Regions from separate parts of the Homo sapiens genome. Here region 1 is linked to region 2. Evidence: chromatin loops called from intact Hi-C (ENCODE). Cell type or tissue: Calu3. All regions are shown on one strand.

The links. A loop is a pair of places that touch in the nucleus more often than their neighbours do. Peaks named below come from ENCODE experiments on the same cell type or tissue, not always from the same donor. Only the 100,000 strongest peaks of a DNase experiment are listed, where the experiment ranks them.
Region 1: a loop joins it to region 2, with 7 times the contacts of the local background. A loop is called at or near these places in 8 of 110 quality-filtered maps.

What each region holds. Positions count from the first base shown.
Region 1 is chr2:185,978,809-185,981,308 of GRCh38, forward strand. No RefSeq gene overlaps it. Among named protein-coding and RNA genes, the nearest start is that of LINC01473, 110 kb to the right of the region's middle. In Calu3, no CTCF peak of the experiment used is centred here; a DNase peak (open chromatin) is centred at 1,133.
Region 2 is chr2:186,458,319-186,460,818 of GRCh38, forward strand. The region is part of intron 1 of LOC105373785 (a long non-coding RNA gene); the gene reads right to left. Among named protein-coding and RNA genes, the nearest start is that of ZC3H15, 27 kb to the right of the region's middle. In Calu3, CTCF peaks have their summits at 953 and 2,384 (motif pointing left); no DNase peak of the experiment used is centred here.

The DNA.
Region 1 (2,500 bases), 480 kb before region 2:
TACTTGTATTCATGGCTTAAGGCAATATATAAAGTTGAGACTACAGAGAGAGTCTCAGGAAATGTAATAAAGTGTGGGTCAGATAATGCTAAAGTAAAAAAGTATTAATTTTCCTAAATGTGTAAGAGTCATGTGATTCAGCTGGGATATATCAAGGAAACAATGAACTTAATTATGGGCAGCACTAACCTCCTCACACTTTATCTAGATAGGCTCAGTCCTGGAAGCTGTCGTATGTCTTGAATTTATAATTGCCTTGAATAGGAAAAAACAGCTTTATTTCATTTAAAAATTAAAAGGATAGAAAACACCACTCTATGACTAAGAACAGGGCTCAGCCTGATCTTAACTTGTGTTCCAGAAACCTCCTGGTTTCAGAAGTGAAGAGCTGGAGTGTTGTCAGTGCTTCTGTGAATATATGACATTGCTGTAAATCATATGGCATTAAATACTCCAGAACCAATTGCTCAAGCCATTTAGAAGTCCACGTAATCTAAACAAACTTAGACTGATATTAAGCTGCCCATTTTTCTTCACCCTCTGCCTATAATGAAGAGACCACAAATTCCATTTTGCTGAGTCCCTCCCATGAGGCTGAGGCTGTGTCAGCAAACATCTGCACCTAAAAATAACAACAATAAATAGGTAAACCCTGAGAAATGCTGACAAAAAATTATAAAGCTCATAAAAAATTATCATTAAATGCTGATTTTATTAAAAAATTTAATGCTGATTTAAAAAATGATAATTTTTTAGCAGCAAAGAATGACTGCCCTCCAGTCAACACAAAACTATGCTCAACACATACACACCCACACACAGAGCTAATTAAGAGTAACAGCTTTCAGAACATTTTAGCCTGTGGCTCTATTAAGTATTGGCTACAGCAAGGCATGAGTGCAGAGTGCCTTTTACTTATTTCAGTCATGTAATCATCGGATGGGTTCTTCCTGCCCAGTGCACAGACAAATCAATCCACTGAGACTACAGCATTACAGTAGAGAACTGGTTTAATTGATGTGAGGCTGGCCCACATGAGAGAATTGAAGTTACCACTCATATCATAGCTAGGGAATGGGTGCTCTTTACTGACTGACGATGAAATCATAGGGGTGTGGAAAGTGGTACTCATATGCTGAGTACACCTCTGGGTGGGGCTACAGGATCAGTTGAGTCATGAATCTGGGTGGGAACAGTCTGAAAGGTATCTCAAAAAACCATTTTTAGCTTCTACAATAGTGATGTTATCAATAGGAGTAACTGGTCAAGCCACAAATCTTGTGACCTCTGGCCACATAACTCCTGAGCAGTAAAGGATTATAGACACTATGCCTACATCTTAGCAGAGTCCAGGCCCCTCCCATGATCCTATTCTTGCGACTTTTCATTAGTTTCACAAGGGTGGTTTTGGGTCTCTGAGCAAAGAGAAGAGTAGTTTTAGGAGGGGGTATTATTGTTGTTGTTTTCAAGTTAAACTGTAAACTAAATTCCTCCCAAAGTTAGCTTGGCCTATGCACAAGAATGACCAAGGACAGCTTGGGGGTCAGAAGCAAGATGGAGTCAACTATGTCAGATATCTCTCAGTAGAAAGTTCACAAAAGCAGCTTCACTAGACTGTGAACTTAGGAGAAATATTCCACATGTTGCAAAAGAAATGTTTCAGGTCAAAGCTGAGATAAATATTCAAAAAATAAGTTAATGAAGTCGCCTAGATGAATTCATGGAGCAGAATCAATAGAGGCCCCAAAACAAACAAACAAAAAAAAACAGGTAATACAAAACCTGGATGAATACTGCTGAAGAACTTCTGCCAAGGTGCTTCTGGTAACATTTATATGTTCGAGGTGCTAATGTGTTTATGGTGTTTGAACATTTTCAGTAAGCTACAGCTAAAAAAGTTATTTCTACTCCTGATGGCATGTTGGATCTTTAAAAAAATATTAGTAATGGGTATCAAATCACCACCTTCTGATTTAACTTATCTCCTTGTAGCCTGGGCATCACATTTTAAAATCTGATTTTTTAAAAGTGTCCCAGAGATTTCTAACATGCAGCAAATGTTGAAATTCACTGAGTGACAAAAACACACTTGAATAAATGTACATTCCTACCCATTCCATCCCCCAAAGATTGCAGCTTCTCATCTGTTGCTATACCAAACCAAGTATCAGGATGATAAAAATGGGATTCTTTTATGTTTTAATTATGCTCTAGAAAAGAGATTGGCCTGCCTGCATTTGTAAATAAAAATTTTACGGAACACAACTATGGTTTCTATTTTTCATCTATTGTACTACTATGTTGGAGTTGAGTAACTGCAACAAAGACTGTATGTCAGCAAAACTGATTGGCGCTTTACAGGAAGTTTGCTGACCCCTGACTGATGGGACTAACTGGGCCACTCTTGCTCCTTGCCTATTTTTTATTCATTATCTTCCCTCATCATTGCCAGTAAGCTACAGGAGGGGTAAGAAAAGTTAGATGGGCAGAGAATCTCTAC
Region 2 (2,500 bases):
ATTTTAGCTTTCTGGGACCTTCAGCTAAGCCATGGTCAGACTTCTGACCTATAGCAGTGTGGGATAATAAAATGGCTGTTTCTTCAAGCAGTAAAGTTTGTGGAAATTTGTTGTACAACATTACAAACCTAACACACTAATATAAAGGGTTCTGTATTTGAATTTTGGAATTTAGGAAAGCTGAGTTCCTGGATCCATTACTGTAATTGATTAGATAGCCTAAAACAAGGCAATGGCTTTCCTTAATGCCTTCCCTTAGCCTGTAGAATCCCATAACAAAGCAGCTTAATATTACACAAAGTAATATATTCAGAATTTAAATACGTCCTTAAAACAAATGTAGAAATAAAATATTCACTTTGCTTTGCTTTTCTTACATTGTGAAGAATCCCTCCTATCTGTCATAAAAATGACTTGATTTTAATTAGGAGTCTAACAAAAAAAGTAACTATGATATTCCAAAAAAAACTCAGTCATCAGTTCTGGCAAACATTCTGTTAATAAATGATGTTATTAGTATTTTATGTATTTAATTTTAATGATTCTGAAATAATTATCGATATTATAATTTATTATTTAAGTCTACTATTCTATAAGTAAATCTAGGTTAATCTGGCAGAAACCACTGCTCTGAACTCAGTGGAAAAAAAGGAGAGAGAGAAATCTATTCAGTTTACCTTGAAAAATTCTCTGAGCAATCTCTTTAAAGCACACGTACAAAAATTAGAATTTAGAATTTAACAATTCAGAATTTCAGCGATTTTCATTTAGAATTTCAGCAATTTACATTCTTTTAATAATTGCTTCAGTGATGATGTTATTAAAATAAAGTACCTGCATTTGCCATGATGAAGTATCAACACAAGTCATTTGTTTTACAAAAGGTATTGGCTGCCATCTCTTGGACTGTGTGAGCATTGTGCTTCAAAAAGAATAAACAAACCCTCAGCCTTTGAAAAAATTTCTTCACAAAAGAAATCAAAAAAAGGTGTGAATAGTTGAGCAGCAAACAAATATTAATTGTATGTATTTGATTATTTCACTTAGAAACATGACTTACATATGTGGTTAATTTTTCTTGGATGTGTTTTTAAAAGGTGTATTCAAACAGGAGGCAAATAAATGTATACATTATCCTAATTTTAGATTTTATGTTTTTATTTAAAACATTATTTGCACAGTTTCACTTAATGATTTTTCCATCTTATTCTATAGTTATGGCTACAACACTAGTCACTTCTCTCTTTAATATATGAGTTAAGATGCCAAGTCTGATTCCTTTCTTCTGAACCTAATTGACAGTACAAATCCTTCAGAGATAAATAATTATGGTTTCTCACTAGAATCAAGTTTATTTTCATCTTACAGATATCATGTGGTTGAAACTAATAGGACAAAGAGAACGCTTAATTATTGATATAAAACTAAACTACACTCATTTTACGGAAGTTAGTGATAAAAACTCACATTTCAATCTTCTCTCCATTCATGATTGATTCTGTATGGCATCTGTACATACTTTTTAAAATTCTATAAATTAATGATTTTCTAAAAGAAGAAAGTATTTGAGAAGACTCAGTCTCTAAATATATATTTAATTTTACCTATAAGATACCTAACGTGAAAGACTATAAAAGTAAAAACCAAAAAAATTAAAAACAAAGGCAGTTTTTCTGTCATATAAAAGGAAATTGTATCACAACCTACAAATAACCAAATGTAAATTAAATAAGTCTGTTTTTATAGTAATAACTGTGAATAAATGCAAACATCATACTCCCATCAGAGCTCACTATGTATGTGAGAAGTAGAAACCTCCCTTGGCAATTAGTAGATTGCAGTAATAGTGTGCAGTTTTGTAATAGAACATTTTGTTACTTTTTAAAACTTTGGGTTTCTATTTTTAATATGTTCTATTAAACAATTTGAGATAGTAAAAAGAAAACCATTTAATTGCTTCTGAGGTTGTGAAAACTCCTTGGGTATTTGAAATGATCTAACTTTAAAATAATTATTATTATGTTGTTAAGAATTGAGTGTTCATGTAATTCACAATTATTTGCCTTCTCACCAGGCAGATCATCTAGGATGAAATTACAGAAAAATTAAGGAATGGTGTGTCAGATATACAAGTAGTTTTGAATTCAAATTTGATTATTTAAGTAGTAAAATTCACATTGCTTAATTTCTTAATTATCTAGGCAAAAACTTCAAGTGAAATACCAAATATGTGGAAAGTAGAAAATATGTGAATACAAAGAGAATCCTAACTCTTGTCACCAAGAAAAGAACAGTGTTGATGTTGCTGGTTTAGAGCTGTAAAGTTGTGACACCTGGTGGATATTGTTGAAAAGGCACGTGATACAGCAAAAGAAACTATTGACAAAGTAAACAGACAACCTACAGAGTAGGAGAAAATATTTGCAAACTATGCATCTGACAAATCTATAAGTAACTTAAAACAAATTTAGAAGAGAAAAATAACCCCTTAAATAGTGGG